6 separate regions of the Homo sapiens genome follow, and regions 1, 2, 3, 4 and 6 are each linked to region 5. Evidence: chromatin loops called from intact Hi-C (ENCODE). Cell type or tissue: dorsolateral prefrontal cortex. All regions are shown on one strand. Links, peaks and the distances in the headings refer to the core of each region. The heading gives the core; the rest is flanking DNA.

Region 1 (4,000 bases), core at 1-4,000, 110 kb before region 5:
ATAATTAGCAGGAAAGGATGTTTACAAGGGTGCTGAGATCAGAGTTGACCTGATATGAATACATACATTCATATACACACACATACAGGACTGTGTCCAGGAGTGGCTCGTGCCATGAAAAGGTCTATACTGCTTATGACCTTATAGATTACCGGTTAACACTTGTTGTTTACTAAATCATAAAAAATGCCAAAAATGACTAGTAGTTATTAAGATATATTTGAAAGGGGGACATGGAGGAGCAGAGGAAAAGGAGAGCAGTCATGCTGTCTGTGCTTTTCACTTATAGATACTTTAGGAATATTTATTGAATGAAATAATTAAATGAGTAAAAATGATGGCAAGCATGATAATGGTAATATTACAGTAATAACCACATTAAAATGCAAGAGGTGAAAGACTGATAAGTAGCTTTCCATATGTCATCAAATTAAGCACACTCTTGTCTCCACATTGATATTTTGAAAAAGTACAAAACACACCAGCACTTCCCAAGGGGGAAAAATGTCTAACAAACAAACCAAAATACCAAGTCTTGAACCCTTGCCTCTGTCTTTGTTATTTTTGTCTGCTCACTTTTCCAAAACAAGTAACTACTGACATTCTCAGCCTTTATAAATTGGCCTGGAACTATTATTTCCACTGGTTGACCTTAACATGAATCAGAAGCAACCAAAACCTTTTGCTTTTGTTAATTACAGGTTTTGAACTGGTCAAAAACTTCATTTGAGGCAAGGCCAGGTGGTGGAAAGTCCGCGACCCAGACTTAAGTGAATCATCTGTCAAAAAAGGGAGAACATGCTTCTCCATCACAGTGACATTTAAGATAGGCTCATCTTCTAGTTAGGAAGTGCTTTGCACATGTGTTATGCAGAAATGAAGCAACTCCAACCAGATGACCTTCTGCTCTATTTGATTTCCTGGACAGCTGGAAAGGCTGAACCTTAAATGCGTGAATGAATGGATTGGGCCGTCTCTTAGTGAGGTCTCCAAACTTTTCCAAGCCAATGGAAGAGTAATGGTGGATACAGTGAATATACATCTTGAATTTCTAGGAAAATCTAACATTTTGACAAATCTATCATTATCCACAAAAGTATTCTCACACATAACATGAACTCTGACTTAGGGTTCAGAAAAAAATGGCCCATAAATTTATGGATCAAGTCTCTTACTGGACAGTAGCTTGTGATTATAGAAATGATGCAATAGAATTGTTAGCTTAGTTTAAATTTGTTATGTTGTTATAAACTAAGAAAAATTAATCTCGATTTAACCCACTCTGCTTCATGGACCAAATGTTACATCCCAAATGTCTTTGAATATAACTGACAATGGTCCAGGCCAAAGAACAATAGATAAAAGGAATACACTAACAAAAATAGTAAATGATAATGGAATTCTCTTCTTAATCAGATTTTCTGATTACCTAAGGATTAGGCAAATCAACTTTTGCAAAAATAAACTTTCTAAAATGTATGAGTCATCCTTAAGAGTACAAATCTGGTGAATGAAATTAAATCTGTTTTTATGGGCTCAGGGTCATTATTCTCTACTTTAATTTTTCAGGGGTCATTTCTGAAAGTAGATGGGCAGACAGTGCAAGCCATTGGGCTAATGCTGGCTTGGCTTTAAAACAGATTCCAAAAGGTATTTAGGTGAGTGAGTTAAAAAATTAGATATATGCCATAAATTATTTTGTTTTTAAAACTTTTCTCCCAGTTCTGTTTAAGATTGAAGGGTGCTATTTAATAAATCTGCCTATTTTCTCATTGCCCATCTTTTTCCTACCTGCTATTATTGGTAGATGAAGGTTTTGCTGCCATTTTTTTAGTCAGCTTCTCTGAATTCTAGATATTTCTTCTTATTCTCATTTGAATGCCTGACTGTATCTTTGTCTGGTGTTTGTGGGAGGTGTCTGTGAACCTTGAATAAGAAACACCATCTGTGGTTCACTTCCTTGGCATAAGAGTCCATTTGGAGAGCTTTTTTGCCATTTGAAATGAAACTGCTGTGCTGCCCTCTGGCTGCTTCTGATAAAATCTAACAGAACAAAAACCACCACCTTGTTCCCTATAGGTCTTTCTCAGTTTGGGATTTCATGATTGTATCACAGCCTAGTTAGATACTCACTAATCACATCAAGTTGTGATTTTATTTCTTTCTGAGGACTGCAGACACTTTGAAATAAATTGCCTTGACCCTACCACCTGTTAATGTCCTCTGTAAGACTGCATGTGCACACTTGTGGTAATTTTCCAGCCACTAAGCTTGAGTGTATCTCCTGACAGTTCAAATATGCTGCTATTTCCCATTTTCACATCCCTTTGTTTGATACCTGCAGATCAGGAAAGTACCAGGTGAAATGCTATTTTATTTCCTGTACATTTTGCAAAAGGTAGAAGATTTTTAATGGTCTATCTCTGCAAGTGTCCAGAGGGGGATAAATAACTCATGTTGCTACACTGAAAATTTAATTATGATAAACACATTATATCTCACCAATTAGCTTCACCTCAGATCAGAAGGAAACACATCTTTAGCTAGCCCATCAGACAGCAGAAGCAGTCTCTACTTTTACACTTCAAAATGCTGAAATTCCTTCCATCCTTTCCAAGATGATAACAATCTATCAAATTCACAAAATTTTAACAATAACTGTAGCTTAAATTTCTAGAGGACCATTTGTCATTGCCTCTTGTTTGAAGAAGTTTTCAAACACAAAAAAAATGAATGTTAAGAGACTTTCATGTTCAGTTCTGACAAGTAAGAGCTTAGAAATTGTCGCTCCGAACTTTAGAACAAGAAAAAAAAACGCTGAACAAACTGAAAATCAATAACTTTTCTTGGACCATCAGAAAATTGAAGTCGCAGGATAAACAGCCACTCTGAAATCTGGAGAGATGAGAATATGAAGAAACACAGCCAAGATTAGCTAGCCCAGAGCAGAAGTTACTGGAGTCATACATTAGTAGAACTACCTAAATAGTTATTTGGATAAATTGCTCTAGGCTGAATGTAGGCTAGCATGAGAATGAGAAAACCTGGGGACTCAAGTCTTAGGGAGGCCTACCCAACTTTCATAGATAGATTTTACCTCCAGGAACCTCACCAGGTTCCCACAATAAAGAGCCAAGAAAAAATCACCTCATATCTTTAGCAAGGGAAGGGGGAAAATGATCATTTTGAAATGTTTTCAGTGTGTTCTTCACAACAATTTGCTCTGCTCAAGTGAAAAAGACTTCAGCAGAACCTTATCTCATATAGGCAGAGGAGCAATACCCAATTCCAGATCTCTTTAGCCTTCTATCTCACTCGAGGAGCAAGAAGAGGGGAAAAAAAGAAGTTGTAGTGAAACTTACAGCCCACAAGACACAGGCCCACAAAAACTCAGCTAATCTTAAGATTACTGAATACGACCCCTTACTCACTCCTTAGCATCACTTCAATAGGGCCTCAGTATAAACATGGATTACCACTTAGACTGTTTTAAGAAGGAATTCTTGGAAAGCCCAAAGACAGCAATGGGGACAAAAAGAAGAACACTAAAGGATTTTGAAATTCATAGCACCTACAGCTACAACAGACATTATAAGCAACATAACTCATAGCTACAGCAGCATAAAACCTCACACTAAAAGTCTATTTCTCTCACTTGTTACTACAAGTTATATCGTGTTTGGCTTTCAACAAAAATTACCAGGAATGTAAAAATGAATTCTGAAGTGACAAAGCAAGTATCAGAACCAGATTCAGATATGATACAGATTTTGGAATTATAAGACCTGGAATCTAAAGTAACTTTGATTATTATATTAAGGGCTCTAATGGAAAAGGTGGGCAACCTGCAAGAACAGATGTGTAATGTAAAGAGAGAAATGGAAACTCTAAGAAAGAATCAAAAGGAAATGCTAGAAATAAAAAACACTGTAAGATAAATGAATAATGGCTTTGATGCACTTATGAGTAGAGTGGACACAGCTGAGGAAAAAATTCAGTG
Region 2 (4,000 bases), core at 1-4,000, 400 kb before region 5:
TCTTAACACCCATCCTACTTTTACTTTTTCAATATATATCTTTCTTGATAAATTTGAACTCCAAATTTTCAACACATAGCACAGTGTCCTGGACATAGGTGCTTCATAAATATTTGCATGAGTTTGAATTAAATGCATGTCGTATTTCTTACTTGAAAATCAGTAAATTGTTATTCTAGTTTACACAGTTCCTTTTTTTTGAGATTTATAAATTTGAGACTACTCTAAAAAATGAACCCACTGTTGGGCTTACAATACCAATTTCTAGTTCTACAGAGCCAGGCTTTCGAACACAGAAAATTCACCAGTAAGTACTTTCTTGTCATATCCTTTGACAGGTAATAATTTACCCTCTCCTTGGGGACACCCCTACCTTAAGACAAGAATTCTTTCAAACTTCAAAAACATCCATCTTCATTAATAAGTTCATAATGAAGACTTTTCACTTTAAGATGCCTAATTATCTTTCACAGATATTTATGAAATTTCAATTGTGCCAAGATTTTTCACAGGCTTATTTTACTTTAAGCTGGTCCTTCCATTTATTGAAGCTTCAATTAATTAGACTTCATCATGTTATAGCTAAATGGATGTGACTAGAAAGAGCAGCATACAGACATCTATGTGTAAACTGTTACTTGTTGGTTAACATTTATGTTTGAAATGGAAAATCAATAAAAGGGAACTTATATTAATTTATAAGCACATTAAGAAAAGAGGGGACACTATTTTTGATCCCAAGATAGCAACAAAACTAAAAACTTTTCCAAAGAAGCAAACGGGAACAGAGGTCAATAGGCTGTGACCTCTATTTTATGTTTAAAACGTTTGCACATCCACTAAGTGCACTGCAGAATCTTAAATGCAATTAAAATCAATGGGCATACAAGTTATAGAGTAGCTTGAGGAAGCACAAGTCAATCTTCATTAGCTATTGTAGCAAAGATTCCTTCCAAATCCATGGGAGCAGGTGCTGTTTATACTCCCTTCATTGACGCCCAGAACAATGGCATAGGGTGAGCATTGAATACTTATTTGCTACGCGCATGAATGAATGAAGCTACGCTGCGAAGGCAGACTGCGTGGCTGCTGGTCCCGTGGCTGCTGGCCCCGCAGCATGTCTGCCGCCTTTTCAGCAGGCTTGCTGCATCTCCTCATTCCCTCACCTTTCTGGCAGTAAGGAGTTCCCACGTTTGCCCCGCTTCAGTGTCGTGGACTGGCAAAATGCTGTCTCTAAACCCCTCCACGCCTCAGGTAATCCGCTCATTTCTCACACAGACGCAGCTGTTTCCGAGGAATGTCCGGCCGAGCCCGCAGGGTGCGGGCAGCGAGTATCCTGGGACCTTCAGGGGAGGAGGTGGCTCCCACACCCCAATACCGTACAGAGAGTCCGAAGAGTCCGGGCCCTTATTTTTCCAATTCTTGGTAAACAACAAACATGCTCGCCCTCGCCTCCCCGTGCAGACGCCTCAGGGCCAACTCGGGCTTCGCCAGGCACCGAGAGCAGACAGAAGACGCCAAATGGCTATCACCAGGAGAGAGGGCGAGGCAGCCGCGCGGCGTATAGCGCTCGCCCTTCCCGCGCGCTCGGTCGCCCGACGCCTCACGCGCGAGGTTGCCTTGGCAGTGGCTGGAGGGCAGGTGGGGGCGCGTGCGCGCAGAAGGGCGGGGGAGGGACCACCGCGCGCCAGCAGGTGGGCGCGTTCTCCCGCGCGCGTGCGCGCGTCGAAGCCCTATACATCACGTTCCCCGAGAGCAGCGTCCCCTCCCCGCCGGGAGCGCGCGCCTCCCATCCTCGCGCCGGGTCCTGCTCGGTCTCTCAGAGCCGCACACTCCGCGGAGCTCCTGCCACAGCCGTCGCCTTCGCGGCGGCTCTCCAGCCCCGCGCCTCAGCCTCGGCGCCGCATCACCGCGTCCCAGGCCTCCTTCCCTCCCTCTGCCACTCCCCCTCCCTTTCCCGCTCTTCTTGCCCACCCGGCCGGCAGAGAGAGCCTGGATACGAAGCAGGCGGGCTTCAGAGTGGGTTGGAAAAATGGAGGTGCCGCGCCTGGATCATGCCCTCAACAGCCCCACCAGCCCCTGTGAGGAGGTGATCAAAAACCTCAGCCTGGAGGCCATTCAGCTGTGCGACCGGGACGGTAAGAGCGGCCGGGACCGCGAGGAAAGGGACAGAGTTCGCGCCGAGGCGCCGGGGCCACTCTGGCTCCGCCGACGCCGCTCGCCAGGGCGGCAGGGTCTTTTGTTGTCCCCTCTGTGCAAATAAATGCAGATGTGGGTTACCCTCCGCCCACCGCCCTCCCCTCACCCCAGAAACAAAAGGACCCCGGGGCTCGCGCCTTGGCGCGGAAAGTAGCCGTCCACAACCGTGGCGCCCTTCGCCGCCTTCGCCCGCCTGGCCCGGACGAGGGCGACGTTCCCGCTCGCGGCTCCTGCCCCGACGAGGCGTTTCCGATCTTTGCCGCAGTCCGGATTTCCTGGGTCTCTGGGCACTGAAGGGGAAATGCCCTCGGGATGTTTCTAGCAACCCCCTTCCCCCAACACACACACACTAGTTGGCATTCTCTTCCAGAAACTTATCATTTTCTTTTTTAAACCTCCCATCCTCAGACTCCCCAAATTAACAAGTCTTTTTAGCCTCTTGGATTGGGATTAGGATGACAGTTTTTCAGTGAGGGCGCAGAAAAACAGTGCATTTCAGCACCAAGGACAGACACAATCTTCATGGTTCCTGGGCTCTGAGTCAGACTGTCGAAAATATTGGCCTAATATATGTGCTGTGATTCAGACTTTGTGGCGAGTACGTACCATTGCGTGTTGATATTATATCGTTTATTCTGTTGTTGAAGTTGGCAGGCTCCTGTGGAAGGAAATTGATTGAATACAGGTCTGAGCGTTGAAGACATAAGCTAGTGCTGTGTGCGGTGTGGTTAGTTACAGTGCTTCTGGGTTAGCTGGACTAGTTAGAGTCTGCTACTTTAGTAATGTGGTACAAAACTTCATTTGTAAAGAAATCATTTGATTAGTAATTGGTTGGCCGAATAATTGTAAAATTCTACATCTGACAAAGGAAACACAGTTCACATGTTGTTAAGAGGGCCCCAAATACTTTTGACTGTAAATGAAATTAATGTTTAACTGTATATAGAGGTAATGATTGTAAAACATGTCTTTAACCAAAGTTATGTACAGATACTAATACGCTCACAGTAAGGTCATAAAATTTATCAGCCTAATCCAAATAGGGAGCAGAGGTCTTGTTTCCAAAGTCATTTAAATGGTAATCACTTGGTTACGCATTGCTATTCAGCACGTTTATATCAAGCAAGCACCGAATTTGTTTATTACTAAATTTTATATTTATTAATATAAATTTATATTTAATAATTTTGAAACCAGAATTCAAACTTTTTGAAACCAAAACCACTTTAATTTCTGATACAGGTGTAGTATATGAATAAATAAATACGTTTGCAAAGACAGCTTGTATTTCCTTTATTCTTAGACTGTTTTAGTCACCATGGTAGTAAGTGCACATATTTATGGTATCTAAAAACATTTATCATTTTGGTATTCCATATGTAAGCTTGCATGATTATAGACTGTAAAGATTATTTTTAATAACGCATAGGAAGTCATTTGGATTTTAGTTTAGACTTTTATGAAATGACTTTTTGTAATGTAACCATTGCAAGTTGTAAATATTTTTATTTTCTTAGGGTTGAGAGAAACACAAGACTAATAAAAGTAGACTTCATTTTTATTTATTGCAATGATAAAGCAAAAGCTCATTCTTGTACTCAATGGAATTAGGCATTCATTGTTGCTCTTCAGAACCCAGTAATCTCAATACTTAAAACCGCATTTACCACGTGTTTCAAAGATATTAGGGAAAATTTAAACTTTTTAATGAAGTTCACAGAGTTAAGAGAGTGCAAAAAATAATGCTGTATTTACTGTGATCCCCTAGAGGAGTAGCTATTTTATTCTGGTATTATTTTTT
Region 3 (5,547 bases), core at 895-4,894, 220 kb before region 5:
CTGCCTACCTATAGAACTACTATGTTTCTAAACATTTAACACTGACCTAAAGGTTTCCAAACCCCAAAACAGCACTGTCCTGACACCAATACAATCACCCATTCTGGGTTCCCACTTTGAGATAAAACCTGGGAGACTGCAATTTTCACAAGCTCCAGTCCCCTTCCCCAGTTGATATTGATGATCAGTTAGCTTTGAGAACCACTGGTTTGAATGATAACTAATCAGAATTATTGCAGGCTTCATTTAAAATAGCAAGTTAGCTGGGGCAATGTCACGATTGACCATGGAAAAATATTAGATGAAAAGGTGCCACAGATAGGGAAGAAAAGGCCAAGGCCATTGTGATGAAAACATTGGGGTGGAAAAAGAAATTGAATTTGTCTAGAGCTGCATAGATAGTGCCAGGGCTGGGAAAAACCAAGAAGAAAATAAAATCTGTCCTTGAGTCCCTCCCAATTTCCCTTTCCCCTTGACTCTTCTAGGACTCCCAGCTGGCCAAGCATAACCATAACCATAACAGGTTAGAAAATAGGTTAGGTAAAATAATTCATATTAAAGTATTCATGACAATTTGAATCCACTTCCCAAGGGCACAAACTTTTTAATTTCCAATTTAATAAGGGTCACTACCAGAGGCCTTCATCCAAAGAAATCATCTCTAGGTGAAATTTCAGGCATCGAAGAAAATAAGTGGGTGTGAGTAGAAGGATGTAGGAATGGGGTGGGGACAGGAGGCAGAGGAGCTCTTCTTGTATCCAGAACATAGAGGGGAGAAAAGTCCCTCCTCCGTGTAGGCCAAGACCACACCCAAACATTTCCTGAGAACCTGCTATGTCTGTGTCTCAGGATATAGCACCTTGGTCCTGAGGGCTATGGGGTCATGCCCAGAGAAGCACGGGATATGGGTCATATTACTGAGGTGAGGGGAAAATGTTATTGTGGCAATGACTAGTTTTAAACAGTCCTAGTCAATGATGTGTTATACCTATGAAGCTTTTGGTATGTTCTCAATAGGCTCCTTAGATTTTTATATTAGCCAAATGGCATACCAATTATCTCTCAGTGCCTTTTAAAATAAATCACTGTCACTCCTCTGAAAGTAAAAACATGATCTTATGCAATCAGAACTCCTTGGGGAGTGTCCAAAGACAAGGCACCAGGCTCTCCCCAGCATTTAACCACGAAACCTCTACAGAAAAAAAAAAAAAAAAAAAAAAAAAAGTCCACGTGAAATCTGGAGCTAAGTGTCTCCATTTTGAACCTGCCGTGCCTGTGACTGACCGAGGATTTGGCCACACCAGGCTCCTGAGAATCGGGGCCAGAAAGCACTTAGTACTTTAAGCACAGCAAAGGGAGGAGAGCAGTACCTGTGCACCTGGAGCAGGAAGTCCAGGCCTCATCTTCGGCCTGCAGATGCACACTTTGGCACACCTCTCTCCCCTTCTCTCAGGCCTTTAGAAAAGCAACATTGCAGCACAGGTTACCAAGCAATCTTATAAACAGAATGTGGGTCCAAATGAGTATTTTACATTGCTTCTTCTAAAGTCAATCCTGTTTTTTTTTTTAAGTGACTCCACTTAAGTCTGCTCAAAACTGGACACTAAAGGAGCAGCACAGCAAAAGAGAGAAACAAAAGAATGTGGAAAACAAGAGGGCCTAGGAAGCACTGTAAACCTTATCCCTCCCTCACCAAGTCATTGTGATAGTGGCAGGACTTGGAAGCCAAAAGCAAAACATTTATTTGCTTTTTAGGGAATTTTAGCAAACAGCTCCCCAGTTAGTTAAGCCTTCTACATCAAACTCATAACATTTTTTAAATGTAGTTGAGGATACAACTTTACACATGCCTTTTTCCTGAAAAGATGTTTAGAGTGGCTTCTACAAAGGTCCCAGAAGTAAACATCATGAATTAGCCTAGAGAAAGAATGCTAGATGAAGTACATATTCATATATATATATGTATATATAAATTACATACAGTATTAGCAAAATACACTACCTGTTAATTTTTAACAAATATAGTATAATATTAGGAAAACATTAAGGAAGGGATGTCAAAAATTAAAACTATAGCATATAAATATCTTTAAAAAAATACTGTGCTTGCTGGTACGCTCCTTCATTCACACTCCTTCATTCCATGTTTGAAGGGTGTTAGTTGCCCTAATCAACAGCTTTAACCATAGGACTAGGTGACTCATTCGTCCCATAGTCACATCTCTGTAGTCAGAAGACAAACATGACAAAGGGCATGCACAAAAAGTTTACTCTGATATGCCTTAAAAATCTGTAGACAAGAGAGGGCCAAGATAAGTTTAGCCTGTTTACCACATGCTGGAATTCAGCTCATTTCACATCTATCTTCTATTGCTGTAAATGTATATAGTGTGCACTCCATGAAAACTGACACCAATGTTGGCAAAATACAACAAAGCTTCCTAACACATCAAATGGATTTTTAAAAATCTGAGCTCCAAGAACACATATCTTGGAGCACTGAGCTCCTGCAAGCAATCAGCTGGTTTTAATTTCTCTCCCGCAGCTGCTAAAATGCTGGTTTCAACCTGTAAAGATTTCTGGGCCCCACCAGTCAGCACGTCTCACGGTCTTCACAGCCCCAGATTCCGGGAGACAATGCATCTAAAACGAACAGCGGCTGGGAACGGTGGAGGATACCTTCACGATAGTTGCTTCCAGAGAAAGGCATGCAAGTCTAATTTTAATGGTAAGAATCACTTACTCTGTTACAGTGGTGCTGCTGAAGGAATTATCCTGAAGGCTGAAACAGAAACAAGAAAACATCAGCCAAGTCTGGCCGGGGAGCCGTCTCCCTGATTGCTCTCCGGGAGTTAGAGCACATACACAAACATGGCATTGCAAGGCAAGTCTCCGGGCTCGCCCGGCACGCTCGCTCTACCTTGGGCTGCTGTCTGCACATGCTCGTAACGACACCCCCAGCAGGGGCCCAGCGGCACGGGCGAACCACAAAGCCCGGCAGCCCGCGAGGCTGCGGGGACAGAGCTGGGCGGGGCGCGGCGGCGGGGCTGGGACCCCGGGATCCAGCGAGGAGCACCTGGAGAGTTACCACACGACCCCGACCTCGCCAGCCCAGGCGCCGCGTTTAATCTTGGGCTCTTTGTGCCAGCCACCCCCCGAGGCTGGCAATGAGAATGCCCCAGTGTTTCTGCCGAAGTGCTGAAATACCCGGGAGACTTGCTTTCTTCCACATGTCTCCTACCAATTTTACAGAGCTCACCCCAACCCCCCACACTCCCACCCCACCCCCAGGGATGGAGGCTCGCAGAGATTCATCCATCGTTCAGAAAAAGTCAGGAGAGAACAAGAAGGGGGAGGGGGATATTGCTGCTGTTTGGTGTTTTATTTTGTGTGTGTGTTTTTTGTTGCCTAGGAAAAAGAATAGGCTCTAAAGCAGGGCTGGCTGCATCACACCTGATCTGTCTAGAGCGCTCTTATTTCAGTCCCAGAGAGGAAGCGCCCAGCCCCGGACTACAGAGCTGTGAATGAACCCACGCAGGGCGAGTGGAGAATTTATTCCAGGGGTTAGCTGGTGATTAGGACACCGTGCAAGGGGTGGGGCTTGCTATGCCTAGAGCAGCCCGCTTGAGCTCAGCTCCCTAGCTAGCACCTTTACAAAGGATGGAGAGACGGAATCCGCAAACGCTATCCCTTTGAATAAAGGCAGCCTTGTTAGGGAAAGGAAAGACTGTCAGTCCCCCCACTGGCTTCTTTCCCTTGGGGATATTTGTTCTGCCCTCTTTGTATTGTTCATTTCTCCTGCCATGTTGACCTGGATATGGGATGTAGCATCTATTAAAGATTCTTATTTGAATTTGAATTATTTTATTTGAATTTTGAAATAAGATTCCCATCCCCCTTTTTAATCTTTCTACTCCCAGAAGCAGCTAGGATAGTGGTTTTTAGTCCAAACCTATGTAAGTTAATGAGTTAACATAACAACAAAAAACTCATAATTTTTCTAATTGGGCAATTAAAAACTTTACCAAAACTTGGAAATAATGGGGAAGAGCATGACCTTTCAATGTCAAACTGAGACATCGGTTAACAAGTCCACCCAGGGGCCAGTTAATTCTCCAGTTGTGTTTGGCTTTGCTCTTCACTATTGATTAGATTCCAGCCACAGTGAAGTTCTGTGGTCACTTGCACATTTTATTCAGCCTGTTCAGAGAAAAAGATAATCGCAGCGTTTATGATTTTATTGCAATATAGGAAGATAACCAATTTTGCATCTAACCAAATAATCATTTTGCATCTAACCAAACTTTCTTTCTAAATACCTGTAAATCCACAGATCCTCAAAATGCTTTTGGAACCAGCTTCATCATCTTACAGTTTTCCCCATTAATAAGTGAATAGATCTCTGCTGCCTGCCTATGTTTGTATGAGAGTTGTATTTTAACTTTTTAAATTTATACCTTGAAAAATAAAAATTGAGTTTTCAAAGAAAAACAGGTTTCATTAAGGTTCTTTGCAATTTTGCTTTCCTCTCTCCAAATATTTTTAAAATCAGCTAAATAAAAACCTAATATGGTCTTAGACTGAATTCTATGGACTAAAATAAGTTCAGGAATATTAATCCTTTGTATGTATAACTATACAGTACATATTTGTTCCGAAGCCACCTACTATTTCATTTGAGCTAGGTTCAGGAGTAAGAGACATCGCTGCTTCACTGTATTCATTATTTAGCCATTTCAAAGTGAGATCTGTTCTTTGTTTATTCAGACTGATGAAGGTAAGTCTATATTCAGCCTTCTGACTGACTTATGGTTTCATAGATTACATGGTTGTTAATTTCCCATATGGTTGTTAATTTCCAGAAACCCCTTGTACTCATTGACTATGGTGTTTATTCCAAGTGTTCCAGTGTGGAGAAAGATCACACTTTTCTCCTATAAATACTCCCAGTGATCCACTTGTAATGGAAATGTTCAATGCTTTTAATTTGAAATAGGACTTGGACATTTAATTAAGAACAACCTTAATTAAATGGTTGATTTTCTTATATACTGCCAAATACTGTTTTTTTTTCATTCTATGAAATGAATTGGGCCCTTTGAAAATAAAATGAAATAACAAATGTACCCAATAAATGCAAGTATTCAATAATGTCCAAGGAAAAGAAATAAAAATTCTCAGCAACTCGTGAATAGGAAGGACCAAAATTAGGTTTTAGGCAGTACCCACATACAATGAAAACAACTGGTTGATACAGTTGATTATGGATAAAAACCAAAACATCCCTGAAAAAACATTATTTGGCAGTATATAACAAAATCAACCATTTTAATTTTTACTTCTCAATTAATTCTTATGACATTTGTTTTCATCTTAAATCAGGTTTAGAAATTGTCTTTGTAAGTGGCTTTTTAATTGGCTTTTATGATGTTTTGTACTGTTCAACTTGGAATAGGACAATACTGATGAATATCGTACAACATATGATTATTTTGGAGACCCTCAGCTTTACTAAAGAACAATTCCAGGAGGGTTTGAAAAGGGGAG
Region 4 (5,547 bases), core at 959-4,958, 340 kb before region 5:
TCCAAAAAACAAAGTATTATGTTCTGTGAAATAATCATTTGTGACTTTAAGGTTGAAGAAGATAACGATAGTGGAAGTTTAAATGCAAAAAATATTAATAGTATCTTAGATAGTGTTACTATATTGAAGTTGTGTTTCCATTAAATTGAATCAAATGCAAAATAGCTTTATTTTTATCTACATGATCCTAAATAACAATTGTAACTATTTTTTTTCACTCAGTTGTGAAATTATGTGGACATAGTTATAATGCAGATGATTTCTACAAAAATTCTACTATCAGAGTTCAGAAAGTTTTTCGTTACTATTACTGATGTTTAAAGACAAGTGGGACAGATTAATGGGTTGAAATGTGAGCTTTTCAAAATAGTACAAAATTACTAATTGCTATTGTTTGAGTGTTTTTTGCCTTTCCTTTTCCCAAGGCCATTATAAGGATTTCACTTGATTTCTTCCCTGTTCTTAACTTTTGAAAAGCTTTAAGCTAGAAGTAATTTGGGGATTCTATGCGACCTGATGGGGAGGAAAGTAAAGGTGAAGTAGTTTTTCCAGGAGTTTTGTGGAGAGGAAATGTGGAGAAATGGGACTGTGAAGAAAGTACATAGGAGAAGAAAAAAGGATTTTTAAAAGTATTGTTCAAGAAATAAAATCAAATAACTTATTTTAAAATTAGTTTTTGATTGCCTTTGAGTTCCTCTGGCTACAACGCAGCTTCAGATGAGACAACATGGGTCAAAGATTTAATGAAGTTGGGAACTGTCAAAAAGTTTGTATCAATGACTGTCATGGAAATGTAGGGGAGGAGAAAACAATCTAATCTGGAAATGGAAGGTATTACCACAAGGTGAACATTCACTGTTGTTTTTTTGTTGAATAACATTTTATTATGTTAAGGAACGAGTTAAGTAATTGATTTATGGCCTAACATTTTTTCTTATTTGAATAACATTTTTTTTTTCTCTCTTGAGGCATTGAACATTATGTTGGCCTGGGGAAAGGGAATGTAGAAAAAAATGGGGTAAAATTTGATTCTAATATGTCTTTCCTATATGTAAAACAAACTTGACATGTTTGTATTTTCTTTTTGTCCTATGATCCATCAAATCCTGCTCTATACTGTTAGCCAAATTGTTAGCATTTTCCCTAAGTGGAAGTGTAATCTTTAAAGTAACTAGTTGTCATATAAATTCTTCAAGATTTTAATATCAGTCACTATGGCAGTCATCTTTTTTCTTTTAGCCTTATTTGTTATTTCAGCTCTCAAAATTAAATTCATCAAGGTTCCACAGATAAAACATTTCTAGAGTTATCCTTAACATAGTAACTTGTAAGTGAACGGTCTTCAGTATTATTTGTATATGTAGTAAAACCATTACATGCTGTTTCTCTATATAATGCTTCCAAAATGAAAGAGGAGGGGGAATTTTTATAGACTGTCACTGCTAGGTCATGGACTTTTAAAGAAATGTTTCCTTCATTTGGATGGGCCCTTTCATTATCAACATGTCTATGAAATTATCTGGCTTAAAACACCTGATACTACTTTAGAGCAAAATTGATTGGTCATGTAGAAAAATAGGCTCTTGAGGTTTTTTAGAGGGAACCTAACCATATAAAACTAACATGTCATAGATTAGAAAGATAGAGTGTCAGTGTTTTTGTGTTCACTCTGTGAAAACAAATTGGAAACATAAATGGAAAAAGTAAAGATGATAAGGAGTAAGTCATCTCTACTTTTTATTGGTAATAAATCCATTAATTGGAAATAAATTGGAAAATCCATTAATTGGAAATTAACTTCCTGTGCATTGTTTTCTTGCAGGGAACAAATCACAAGACAGTGGCATAGCAGAGATGGAAGAACTTCCTGTACCACATAACATCAAAATAAGCAATATAACGTGTGACTCATTCAAGATTTCATGGGAAATGGATTCAAAATCAAAGGATCGCATTACACACTATTTTATTGACCTCAACAAGAAAGAGAACAAGAACTCCAATAAATTTAAACACAAGGTAAAATCTAACAAATACTCATGCTAATTTGCATCTTAAAACTTTCTAAGTATGAGGACATTTTAAAAGAACGAATAATATTCTATTAATGGCTTATGTGATGTATTTGACTTGGGAAAAAATAAAGATTATATGTAACTCTAAAACCCTATCATTCTAATAAGTTTTGTAAGAAAATGAAATGCCATGCTTTTTGTTAGAAGATAATTTTCAAAAAAAGGTAAAATCATGACTATCATCTAGATGTAAAAATTAGTTTACCTTAAAGATTTTATTTAACTTATTAACGAGGAAACCGATGAGGTGTTATAACCAGTTCAAAGGGAAATCCAAAGAAAAGACTCATTTGTAGATACAGGTGTAAACTGGTATGGAAGTCCTGATGGGAGGGGTGAAGAGGAGGGTTGTCCTCCACTGAACATAATTTATTTGTATGTATTTAGACAAGAAGAACTGAATTGTTACTAGTTTCTACAAATTACAGAATTGTAAAATGGCTTCCATAACACAGACAGATGGCCAGAAGAGGGTGCTATGTGCAATGCATAGTTTTCCACTGAAGCACACTTTTTTTTCTATAACTGCCAAACAAGGAATCTGATGCAGTTTATAAACTTCAAGGTATTTTAAAAACACTTTAGGGCTAAAAATTGCTTTAAGTAGTCTGCTGTCTTTTGCCTTTTGTTTTTTGTTTTGATAATGAAATTTTTTTGTCTTTTGCTTTTTAGTTTTGAGAATGAAAATTATTAACTTTTAAATGTTTTTAGATATATAACACTTCTCTGATATTTATTCACATATCATATATCTTTTCTGATATATCTCTCTTTCCAGAAGTATCTATAGAGAAATTAACAGTTATCTGCTTTAAGCATTCTTTCTTATGTTGCAGTGTTTTCACTGATGATGAAAATCTGGTCTATTTTTTAATATTGATATTAAGTTTTAACTTGGTAGATACTTTGGAACTTTCTTACCTTACCTAGAAATATTGCTTTTATTAGATGTGCGATTATACATACTAAAGATAAGTGAGGATCATACATACTACAGATAAGTGTGAAAGAGGGAGCAAGATTGAGCAGTCATTATTTTTTCTGAGTTCCAGTTCTGATTATGCTTTCAGTGATGGATATTCTCTTTGCTGACATTTGCCTTGTTGATATAGCTTTGAAATCTTAAATTTCAAACATTAAATGATGAATTGTTTGAGATTTGACCCTTTTTCTTCACTCTCCACTTGGAATACCATATCCTTGAAATGTAGTGAATATTCAACTAGCAGATTTAATTAATCACTTTACTAAGCATTTTTTAGAAATACGTAAACTTTTCTGTGACACATAGACTCTATATTTGAATGAAAGTGAAGCAAAAATTCATATTTTTAGTGTTTTCTCCTTTAACCTGTAAAATATCAAGTAATGGGCAGCTTTAGTGAAATTATTGGGTAGTATAAGTTAACCAAATATAATATTTTTAATACTATTGAACTTTATCTTTTATGTCTCTGTTTTTTAAAGTTTTGTCATTTAGTATGAGAATGTTGCATTTTGAGGAGCATATAGTATACAGAAAAGAACACCATATTAGAAATCAAGAAAACTGGAATCCAAGTACATTTATGTTATTAACAAGCTGTATGACCTCGAACTTGTCTCTTGATAAAGTTGGGCCTTAGTTTTTGCATATAGCAAATAAGAGATTTAAATATAATAATTGTTAAGTATCTTTAAGCAGAAAAATTCTATTGTCAGTCAGGAACTTAATAAGTTATTCTCCATTGTTTACAGTTGATTAAAGTTATACTACTAAATTAACTTCCTCCTTTTCCCTCCTTCCTTCCCTCCCTCCTTCCCTTCTTCCTTCCCTCCTTCTCCCTTCCCTCCTTCCTCCCTTCTCCCTTTTCTTCTTTCTTCACTTCCTTCGTCCCTCTCTGTCTCCCCTCATTTTTCTCTCTCTCTTCCTTCTTTCATTCCTAGGATGTTCCCACAAAATTGGTGGCAAAAGCTGTTCCCTTGCCTATGACTGTCCGTGGACACTGGTTTTTAAGCCCAAGAACTGAATATACAGTAGCAGTGCAGACTGCCTCAAAACAAGTTGATGGTGATTATGTTGTGTCTGAATGGAGTGAAATTATAGAATTCTGCACCGCAGGTAAGAGAACTAGGTACAAATATAGAAAAGCTTTAGTTGTTCTGGGAAAGCTAATTATAGAAAAATATTTCTTTTTTGTAATTATAAAGTGATATATGTGACATTGGTCATTTTTTGCGTTGTCAGTAGCATTGTGTAACAGAATAAACAATGTTGTATTGATTGGAGGAAGCTGAAGTTCTCAGTAGAAAAATCTGAGTAATGGCTTCAAATCATTTTTTTCTATATCCATAGTTTGATTTCTTCAAGATGAAAGCTATGCAAATAAAAAGGTATGCAGTTTGAAAATATACTCAGCATAATTTTTTAGCTTCATTTTGAGAGACAGAGCTTTTTTCTCCTTTTTTTTTTTTTTCCTTTTTCATTTTCACCAGTACTGAAAGACAGAAACTAGGAAAATCCTTCTCTATTTCAGGTGAATGGAGGCAGATCTCAGTGACTGTCCCTAGCAGAAATGTTACTAGATTTTTCACTGGAGTACTAGAAGACCTTAAGAAAATCTGCATCTAAACTAGTGTCCTGTATACATATGTGTGTCTTTGCTTCACTCGAAAGTACCTCAAAGCCATTGTTTTGGGAGGTTTGATGTGGAACTGAACCTTAATATTCCATTAGATTGGAAACATTACCATTCATCTCACTCATATATTTATTGTTTACTTGTTCATTCAAGAAACAGTCATTTATTGAGCACTTCAGTGTTAATGGGATACCATATCTCTACCTGAGTACTCCTGTCATCCTTTCCTTTTGTCTTTTAGAAAGAAACTTTGTTTCCTCCTGTTCATCAAGATGACTGTTTCCTATAAAAAACTATAGACAGAGGCTGAATCTACAAGAAACTTAAGCTGTTCAAAGCTCTTGTTTATCAGAATAATTTAGACTTTTCACATAAGCTTTGTCAATAACCTTGACTCTAAGTTTTGATAAAGCTATTTTGTGTAAGTTGACTTTTAATCTGAACATCGAATTCATTCAAAACTAATTAAGCCCATACTGTGAGCTAGGCACTGTACAATGTATTGGAAATAAAATAAAATAGAATGCCACAGGCTAATCTACTTCTTTTCTAGCCTATGACAGGGTTTAAAACCCTGTGCTTATCCCAATCTTAAAATGCTAATACTTACCATAATAAATCATTATTGTACATATATTTATCTCTTCTCTTAGATTGTCAGTTCTTTGCAAGGAATAATAATATATTTTTTATCTTTTAACTTGATCATCTAATTTTGCATAGTACCTTTTACATCATATGTTCTAATCTCAGTACCTGTTTATTGAGCCAATGAAGCAGTGAGTAAACAAACTATGTTGCCATGAGCAATTTAACTAGGTTTCTTCTGTTTAGAAATTCTTACTAATCTT
Region 5 (4,000 bases), core at 1-4,000:
TATATACGAAGTGATGTCACTTCTCAGTTCCTTAAATCTTTAGCCATAATGGCCAATGAGGTTGACTGTGTCCCTATTCATTCTATTTTAATATAAGATTGCCAAGAAGTAAGTTGGAAACATTCAGGAGGTATTTAACACTAAGCCAACTTAGGCCCTCAAAGAAATGATTAGAGTTTAAAAAACAAAAACCTAGTTGACCAGCTGCCTCCTCTCTTAAAAAAATACCTGAACTTCCCGAAATGGTGATCTTCACATGTTCCATGATGGGCACAAACATCGCCTGAACAGTTTGTTTCCATTTGTTTCAGAGATGTTTACAAATGCTCATTAAAACATTTTTAAGACATCTTCTTTAAAATACTTATCAGATTATTCCAACATCTGTGTTGTCTCAGTAGTGTCATCTGTTGATTTCCTTCTCTCATTCCAGTTGAGAGTTTCCTGGCTCTTGGTATGATGGGTGGTTTTTTATCCTATTCTGAACATTTGGGGTGTTACATTATGAGGCTCTAGATCTTATGTAAATTTTTTGTTTTAGCTGGCCTGTGCTGAAACTGGACTGGTGGTGGAAGCCGGGCACTAACTCTTTATCACTGGAAGGAAGTGGAAGTCCAGACTCCCCAGCAGCCTCCATTGGTACCACCATGGCAGGGAGCGGGGAGCTATTCATTACCAGCAGATGAGGGTTAGAAGTTCATGCTCCCTGGATAGTCTCCACTAAACTGAAGGAAGGCATTCAAGGAAGGGCAGCTCATCGCCACAGGGCGGAGGTAGAAATCCAGGCTGCCTACTTGACTTCCTGGGAGACCACCTCAGCATGGATGGAAAAGAGCACCTCATCACCTCCAGGTGAGGATGGAAGTCTAGGTTTTCAACCTATGCTTCTCAGCCTTTTCTACAAGGTAAAGGTATGACATGGATTCTTCCCTGGTATTTTGTTGGAGTAGATTATTTGTTGTCAAAATTTTAAAAAGAATATTGCATACATGATGTCCAGGAGTTTAGCTATAGTTAGTGATTAGTCCCTAACCAATCTACCTTCTTCTCTCCACCTTTCAGAGACTTTTTATGTTTGTTTTATGTATAATGTCTGGGTTTTTACCTGCATTTTATAGGAAGGCTAGGGAGAAATGCATTAAGTTCATTTGTCTAGAACTGGAAGTCCTACAGTTTGTCTGCTAAAATGTAAATTCCTGCCCACAACCCATCTAGGAAATTCTGTTTCCATTACATCAGCATGAAGCCCAGGAAACACTGAAGAAGTCAAGCACAGAAAAAAGGAAGAGGACACTGGTTAAGCTCCATAAATACAATAAACTGAATAATATGGTTATAAAAATGACCATAATAATAAGAATCTGTTTTCAAATGATTGTCACATTCCATTCTCTTTGGCCCTTATGCCATTTACAGAAGAACCCAAGGTAGTGATATGACTTCTCCAAAGTCACACTGATAATCAACAGAAGAAAACAGAATCCAATTTGATTTCTGGCTTTTTGTTTTTGGCCTGCCTTAGCTCTGGAATTCTTCTGTGTTTATAGTCAGCTTCAGCCCTCCAAATTTTGTTAGGACATTGGTTCTCAACCTAACCACATTACTAGGGATCTTTAAAAAATGCTTATACCTGAGACCACCCCACCCCTCACCCTCTCCTTCTCGGAAATTCCCATCTCGGGTCTAGGTTATGGCCGGAGCATCAGTATTTTACTTATTATCCCTAGATAATTTCAGTGTGCAGCCAAGAATGAGACCACTGTTTGTGTTTTTTTTTCTTCCTCAAGTAATTAATTGTAACCTTTCTCCTTTAAAGAAAAACACTAATTTTTTGCTAATAGCAATAAGGAGAAACAGCTGGAGCTAAAATATTGCGTCCAGGCCCCCTTTTGGCTAAGCCTTTGTCACAATTGTGTAGATGCTAAGCTGTCATGGCAAGTCATGTCTCAACAGCATTTAAGAGGATGAAAACATTCAGATGGCATTAAAAGAAGACACGGAAACAAGGGAGTGATAATGAATTGGCTCCCTAGTTTGCTACAAAGTGAATGTAGCTAGCCATCAAGACAGGGGTGGGAGTGACAGCAGCCAGAGCTGGATCACCTTTGCATCTTCCCATGTTTTCACTGGATGGATATTTCCACTGAGATTCCCAAATTAATATTTGTAAGTTATAAAAACAAGAAGACAGCAGCAATCAGGAGCACAATACTGACCCCAAGTGGAATAAAATCTAAACAGTACTTCAAGTCCCTGCAGAGGTGGGAGCTACAGGTTCTGATGGAAGAAAAACACCATCAGCTGGACAAAGCTGTTGAGTTTTAAAGATGCTTGGAAGAAACAAATGTGTTGATTTCTTTATCGGTAATAAGTTTTGATATAGAAGATAGTGAAGATAGTGGTGATTCATGAGGGACTATTTACTTTCAGGTGAATGTCCCACAAGTTAATTGTATACATAAATTTCTAATTATCAGTGTTTATGGGTATGCAGATAAGGTTAATAATCTTAAGGTAAATATAATCTGAAGCTTTTTCTGAAAAAAAAAAAAGCAAATTCTGAGAAAACTCTCAATAATCTTACCTAAGTGGAAATTAAATATATATATAATATATATATAATATATACTCTATATATATATAGTAATTTGGCTTCTCAAAGCTTTGAAACTCATCTCTGGGTTCAGTGTTTATGAGTAGATATTGAAGAGCAGAGAAAGGCAAGTGCTCTGAAAGAGAAGATGGGATTAGGGGTTACTAAGACAAATATTGAAGGCTGCAAGCCCAACTCGGGGGCTTTTCCATCTCCTTCTTTGGTTACCCAAATGTGTTCACTTACCTGAGTGTGTTAAGAGGGGGATGGAAATTGTGGAGGAGACTTAGAAAGTAATTAAATAAACTTGTAACATCACTCTAGAAGGCTCTCTCTTGTTCTCTGCATCAGGTTTAGCTCAGCCTATGGCTTTGTGCCCATCTCTTGGGAAACACTCTATGGCCAATGAACTCCCCAAAAATCCTTCTGGTGAAAGATGCTGTCTTTATTTGTTACCTTAAGGCCTCTTGAGTCCACAATATGGGGGGCAGGGGTGGAGAACCTCAGCCATAATAGACTATCAATGAAGAGGATGTCAACCAGTATTATTTGCAGAAATACAAAAGGCATACAGGTTAAAATAGGTGTGACTAAGGCCCTCAATGAGAATAGATTGTTGCTATGCACTCTCCTCATCCAGAAGTTAAATATCTTCATCAGTCTTGATCAAAAATGTAACATATTATTTTTAAAAGGACAAAGTTTTCTACAAAATACATGAAACAAAACCAGAAACTAGATTGGAAAATATTGTCTCTTCCAACACTCTGCCAAGTCTCTGCCCCAGACCAGTGACATATGAATCTCTGGGGAGCTGGGACAATGTCTCCCAAGTGTTCTTGATGATGAGAATTGCCTGGGTCCTTGCTACATCTAGAAACTCCCAGTCCCCCAGGCCATATCTCAGACCCAGTGTTGAATCTCCAGGGCTTGGGAGTCTGTACATTTCACATTGCCCAGCTGGTCCAGAGCGGGAGGTAGACCTTTACAAAATAATTATATAAATATATGGTGCTGTGACAAAAAGTGAATAAGGAGCTATGTGAGCACCTAACTTAGGCTGAGGAATCCAGAAGACTTCTCAGGAAAAGCCCCTTTTGAATGCTGATGTAAAGATGAGTAAGAGTTAATTAGGTATGGTGAGGGCAAGGGGAGAAGGTAAATGTATATTTCAAGGATACAGGAAAAAGTGTGAGCAGGCTCTGGGAGCTTAGAGTCTAATAGCAGAAGTAGAACATGTACTCCAAACACTGGGAAACAGGGTCATATATTTTAAGTGCCATGGGGTAGGAAAAAATACAAAATGCAATAAAAATCTGGAGTCAGAATTGTGATTGGGAAAGTGCGGGGGTGGGACTGTAGAAGGACTCAGAGAATTTCTGTCCTCAGAGATGTAGACTTTCCGAG
Region 6 (5,481 bases), core at 1-4,000, 340 kb before region 5:
CCTCTTTTCATGGGTCTTTTTAAGACATTGAAAATGAGAGTATAAAAGAGTGACTGTTTAATGAAATATTATGGTGAATCAGGTGGGATTTGCAGACTTCTACCTAAGTAGAAGTCTTTTAGCTGTTGTATTAGTGTGTTTTTCAGGCTGCTGATAAAATGTACCCGAGATTGGGCAATTTAAAAAAGAAAGAAGTTTGTTGGACTTACAGTTCCACATGGCTGGAGAGGCCTCACAATCATGGTGGAAGGCAAGGAGAAGCAAGTCACATCTTACATGGATAGCAACAGGCAAAAAGAGAGCTTGTGCACGGAAACTCCCCTTTTAAAACCATCAGATCTCATGAGACTCATTCACTATCATGAGAACAGCACAGGAAAGATTTCCCCCTCCCCATAATTCAATCAACTCCCACTGGGTTCCTCCCATGACATGTGGGAATTGTGGGAGTTACAATTCAAGATGAGATTTGGGTGGGGACACAGCCAAAACATATCAGCTGTTATCTTGAATTAATTATCATGAGGATAATCTCCTTTGTTTACTTTTAAATTCTAGTGATTTTACTAGAATTTCTAAGATAGCCTATGTTTATCCCTGGAAGCAGTTCCTGAGAAGTTAAAAGAACTCTATCCTGCAGGTAGTTTTTATATTTACAGCACTTTCATATTTGTAGAAGAAAATTTGAAGAGAATAAATAGCCAGATGTCTGTTTTGTGTTTTAAAAGCCTTAGTCTCACTAAGGCTTTTAAAATGGCAAATGCTATATAGGTTGTAAAACTTCTTACACAGCATTCCCTATAATTTATCATTTTAAAAGCTTCACTTCAGACTCTAAAGCATCTTAAGTTGACAGGACTATGTATGAAAAATATTTAGGAAACTTTGTTGTGTTCTTTGTATTTGTTTGTTTGAAGACCATGGTTCCAGATTTAAATCAGCTTCAAGCTGTGGAAAATGCAACAGGAATCAGAGAGAGAAGAACACACGTAGGCATCTGTGTTCTTCAAATTAAGTACTTAGCAATAGAATGTATTTTTATATATTTTGATGGTGAAAAAATATTCCTGCCATTTGTTTGAATATCTTATAAATACAGAGTTTAGTCCTTCATTTTCTCAATTGGTATATACCCTAGAGTCCATATATTTCCTGGTAGATACCATTCACCTAATTTAGAGAGTACAGACTGATAGATATAACATAAATTATTGTGCTTGTCAGTTGTGGATTGGCAATGACCATATAGACTTAGCAAGGAAGGTGTTTCTTTATACAGATGCTCCTTGACTTGCAATGGGGTTATGTCCTGTTAAACCCATTGTAAGTTGAAAATATCAAGTTGAAAATTCATTTAATACACCTAACTTACAAAACATCATAGCTTAGCCTAGCCTCCTTAAACATTTTCAGATAACTTACGTTAGCCTACAGTTGGGCAAAATTATCTAACAGAAAGTCTATTTTATAAAAAAAAAAAGTGTTGAAAAGATCAACATTCAAAGTACAGTTTCTACTGAATGTGCATCATTTTCACACCATCATAAAGTCAAACAATTGTAAGCCAAACCATCATAAGTCAGGGACTGTCTGTATTTGTTACGCATAAAATTTGAAAACAAAAAAAACCCCTCCATATTTCTGTTGTCTTTGGTAAGAAATACATCAAAAGAATAAATAATTACATCTTTGATTTTAGGTTTATATTCCTGGAACATTGCCAATATCTATTTTAGGTGGCCACTGGAGGGCAGTATCTCTCTGTGATTTTTCTCTGTCCCTTAGATGGGAACTGGCCTTTGTTTTTAGGTCCTTTAGTAATCTAAAGTTTGCTTCATCTGTTTTCAAAAATGCTTCCAAGAATAAATAAATAAAGACAGAGTGCCTAGAAAATGGATAATTATTGTGTATATTGCATGATTTTACTCCCAGCTACCAGTATGAAAGCTGTGTTTACTAACAAGAAAATTTACCTTTGTTAAGTTTTCCATAATGATAGTTATAAAATCCATGTAAAATATGTCTTGGTGCAGTACGTATAAATAAATATACTTTCCACAGAGTGGTATAATTTTTCAACATTGCTTTTTTAAGAAGCCTTATTAAAAAGTAGTAGACATAAATTCCATGGATGTTGATTTTCTTTTTGTCATTAACTCTAATTAAGACACATTTCCTTGATTAAAATCCATTTTAAATATCATCTTGTTATTCAGAATGCTTGAATAGAAAGGAAACTTTTAATTACTGGATACACTTTCCAAAGTTTATAATCCATTTTGAATTATGAAAAACTGGATAAATACTTACTCAGTCCATAAGAAATCAACTCATTTTGACCTCTTCCTCTAGAAATGAATTCCTAAATGAACATTACTTTCCCATACTCCAAATGAAAACACCACTTTCTTTCTTACCTCTTGTTCATATTCACTAGGTAGTCTAATTGTCCTTAAAACTCCTTTTATATCTGAAGGGTTTCAGGAATTCACTGAGATTGGTAGACATGTGTAGGAATTCCTCTACCTCTGGTGTCAAATTGTATATCCTCAAAGTGTAGGTTCTAGTACATATTTTCTGTTTATATATATGTTGCTGTTATTATTTCATGTAATTGCACTTATAGATCCATGTAGGACACATATCATAGATATTTGGATTTTGTTAATGAGAATGTAACAAGGGCGAGAAATTTTGAACAGGGACAAGATGGGTAGATTCTCTTTTCCTTATTTCGCCCACATCTATCTATTGTTTACTCTTCACTCAAGAAACAGTCATTATTGAGCACTTCAATATGTTAATGGGATACAAAGATATCTCTTTTGTCTGTGCCAATGAGCACAGACAAAAAAGAAATAAAGAACACCAGAAAGTATGTTCCCTTTACCCACAGGATTGGGAAAGAGACTGAGATGACTTTGAATACAGAAACCTTTTAGACAATAACCACCATACCCCAGGCAAACAGTATAGGAAAAAAACAAACAAACCGTAGTCCCTCATGTACCAGCCAAGGCTAAGTGAGGAACCTAGACCTCTATCCTCTCACATCTGTAAGGGGACACCCTTCTCCTTCCATCCTCTGCTAGGGTGGTATCAGAGAAGCCTGAATAGGGAGCCTGGATTTTCCACCACTGCCCAAAGAAAATGAGGCTTGCCCTCATAGTGTGTGAAGCCACATGTCAAGTACTAATGAGACACCCCTTCTCTCTCTGATCTAGAGTATGTTAGCACAGGCTTAGTGGGAGCCTAAACTCCTACCTCCTCCAAGTAGTAACTGACCCTCCTACCCTGTGTCACCGGAGACTGAGTAGGAAACCTGGACTTTTAGCCCCATCTGACATCAATGAAGTGACTACCCCATACTCTTCACCCACTGGTAGATAGTCAGGAGGAGGCCTGCTAAAAATGCTAGATTTAAATATGATCCAGAATATAATAACATAAAACTTAAAATGTCCAGGATACAAATGGAACTCAGGTATCACACCAAGAACCAGGAAAATCTTAACCTGAATGAGAAAAGATAATCAAAGATACAAAAACCAAAATAATGCAGATCTTGGAATTATCTGACAAAGATATTTAAGCAGCCACCATAAAAATGGTTCAAGAAGCACATACTAACACACTTGAAACACATAAAAACGGAAGCAGCAAAGAAATAGAAGATACAAAGAATTAAATGAAAATTTTGGAACATAAAAACACAGTAAGTAAAGTCAAAAGCTGGATAGACTCCATGGATTCCACAGCAGATTCAAGAGGACAAAGAGAAAAAAATCAGTAAACTTGAAGATAGAATAGAAATTACGCAAATTGAACAACAGAGATAAAACTCACCGAAAAATATATATCAGTCTTATGGACATGTGAGACTATAGCAGATCTAATATTCATGTTGTTAAAGTCAAGAAGGAAAAGACAAAGAGGGTGGGGCTGAAAAAGTATTCATAGAATTAATAGCCGAAATGTTCCCAAATTTGCCAAACAACATAAACATACAGATTCAAGCTGAGAAAACCCTAAATGGGATAAACCCAAAGAAATCCATGCCAAGATATATTACAAACTGAAAACTGCAGGCCAAAGGAAAAAAAAAAAACATTGAAAGTGGTGAGATACAAGACACCTTATGTATAAGGAAAAATAAAACAATTTGAATGACATCATCATCAGAAATTACCTAGCAAAAGAAAGTGACACAATATTTTCAAATGCTGAACGAGCACTGTCAACTGAGAATCCTATATCCGGTGAAAATATCCTTCAATAATAAAAGGGAATTAAGATATGCTCAGATGAAGGAAAACTAAGGGGATTTGTCAACAGCATATCTATCCTAAAGGAAGTTTCTGAAACAGGAAGGAAGGAAATAATAAAAGAAGGAAACCTGGAACATCAGAAAGAAAAAAGCACAGTACAAGTAAAAGTATAGGGTCACATCCAGGATATCACACATTTATTTATTGTGTTTCCTCATTCTCTTAACTGTGACAATTTTTTGGTCTTTCCTTGAATTTGCATTTTTAATAAGCTCCCTAGGTGGTTTTCAGGTGGTAGAATTCGAGACCCATTGCTGCTAAATTCAGAGGCAGATCCAGGCATTTCACTGACCCATAAACTCTTTAAGAAGCATGTTGACTGGGGGAACTTTCCCTTACTTGAGTAGTAGCTTGAACTTTGCTTCCCAAGTCATGCTGGTCAGGGACCCAGCAAAAAAAAACAAACAACAAAAAAAAGAAGGCAGCACACTTGGGGAATTCTGGAGAGAATTTAACAAAACTACCCCTTCATAGAGGTGTAGTCAGGGTTACGGTAACAAATAGGGGATGCTAAAGGAACCAAGAACTAGCACTAGCAAGACTTGAAAAGTTTTACTCTTCATGGGAATGAAAGGGAATAGGAATTCATCCAGCAGCAGCAGTAGTCAGAGATACATAGTTATGAAGAATGCAGCCCTGCCAGAACCACAATGCCCTAAAGCGTGGAGGAAATACAGGAAGACATACCCAAAGCTTTACCTCCTCCTACTCTATATATGCTGGTGCCTCACATTGGTAGAACTGAAATGGAAGTGGCCAAGGGATAAGGAACTGAATGCTAGAGTCCCAGGTCACAGTGGAGGACTGTGGTGGAGAATGAATGGATTTGGGGGTGAGGTAAAGTGGGAATAACTAGCACTGTTTTAAGCAAAATGCCAGAGAAATAACCTGATTACTGTCCTTGGGTTAAAAAGCCAAAACAAGGGCTGAGCGTGGTGGCTCATGCCTGTAATCCCAGCACTTTGGGAGGCCGAGGTGGGCGGATCACAAGGTCAAGAGATCAAACCATCCTGGCCAACGTGGTGAAACCCCGTCTGTAGTAAAAGTACAAAAATTAGCTGGGCATGGTGGCATATGCCTGTAGTCCCAGCCACTCTGAAGGCTGAGGCAGGAGAATTGCTTGAACCTGGGAGGCAGAGGTTGCAGTGAGCCA

What was found. Peaks named below come from ENCODE experiments on the same cell type or tissue, not always from the same donor. Only the 100,000 strongest peaks of a DNase experiment are listed, where the experiment ranks them.
Region 1: a loop joins it to region 5, with 2.5 times the contacts of the local background. A loop is called at or near these places in 7 of 110 quality-filtered maps.
Region 2: a loop joins it to region 5, with 2.2 times the contacts of the local background. A loop is called at or near these places in 2 of 110 quality-filtered maps.
Region 3: it touches region 5 in a loop (2.4-fold over the local background); 10 of 110 quality-filtered maps call a loop at or near these places.
Region 4: it touches region 5 in a loop (5-fold over the local background); 71 of 110 quality-filtered maps call a loop at or near these places.
Region 6: it touches region 5 in a loop (6-fold over the local background); 72 of 110 quality-filtered maps call a loop at or near these places.

Annotation. Positions count from the first base shown.
Region 1 is chr10:59,463,229-59,467,228 of GRCh38, forward strand. No RefSeq gene overlaps it. Among named protein-coding and RNA genes, the nearest start is that of FAM13C, 100 kb to the left of the region's middle. In dorsolateral prefrontal cortex, for the core only: a CTCF peak has its summit at 2,033; no DNase peak of the experiment used is centred there.
Region 2 is chr10:59,174,822-59,178,821 of GRCh38, forward strand. PHYHIPL (phytanoyl-CoA 2-hydroxylase interacting protein like) reads left to right here and starts at 1,822. Exons shown (of 5, transcript NM_032439.4): 1 at 1,822-2,138. The coding sequence starts at 2,033. CCEPR (cervical carcinoma expressed PCNA regulatory lncRNA) reads right to left here and starts at 1,643. Exons shown (of 1, transcript NR_131782.1): 1 at 1-1,643. In dorsolateral prefrontal cortex, for the core only: no CTCF peak of the experiment used is centred there; DNase peaks (open chromatin) are centred at 1,120, 1,370, 1,640 and 2,400; H3K4me3 peaks cover 4,000 bases; H3K27ac peaks cover 3,542 bases.
Region 3 is chr10:59,359,656-59,365,202 of GRCh38, forward strand. FAM13C (family with sequence similarity 13 member C) reads right to left here and starts at 2,894. Exons shown (of 14, transcript NM_198215.4): 1 at 2,744-2,894. The coding sequence starts at 2,805. LOC124902428 (a long non-coding RNA gene) reads left to right here and starts at 2,244. Exons shown (of 2, transcript XR_007062148.1): 1 at 2,244-2,728; 2 at 3,413-3,859. In dorsolateral prefrontal cortex, for the core only: a CTCF peak has its summit at 2,947; DNase peaks (open chromatin) are centred at 1,314, 2,916 and 3,546; H3K4me3 peaks cover 3,939 bases; H3K27ac peaks cover 4,000 bases.
Region 4 is chr10:59,232,482-59,238,028 of GRCh38, forward strand. PHYHIPL (phytanoyl-CoA 2-hydroxylase interacting protein like) reads left to right here. Exons shown (of 5, transcript NM_032439.4): 2 at 1,823-2,019; 3 at 4,002-4,176. Among named protein-coding and RNA genes, the nearest start is that of PHYHIPL, 59 kb to the left of the region's middle. In dorsolateral prefrontal cortex, for the core only: CTCF peaks have their summits at 2,537 (motif pointing right) and 2,739; no DNase peak of the experiment used is centred there; H3K27ac peaks cover 4,000 bases.
Region 5 is chr10:59,578,225-59,582,224 of GRCh38, forward strand. It overlaps LOC105378318 (a long non-coding RNA gene), which reads left to right and starts at 357. Exons shown (of 3, transcript XR_945990.3): 1 at 357-852. In dorsolateral prefrontal cortex, for the core only: CTCF peaks have their summits at 2,220 and 2,420; no DNase peak of the experiment used is centred there; H3K27ac peaks cover 1,747 bases.
Region 6 is chr10:59,239,033-59,244,513 of GRCh38, forward strand. The region is part of intron 4 of PHYHIPL (phytanoyl-CoA 2-hydroxylase interacting protein like); the gene reads left to right. Among named protein-coding and RNA genes, the nearest start is that of PHYHIPL, 65 kb to the left of the region's middle. In dorsolateral prefrontal cortex, for the core only: CTCF peaks have their summits at 1,742 (motif pointing right) and 1,944; no DNase peak of the experiment used is centred there; H3K27ac peaks cover 4,000 bases.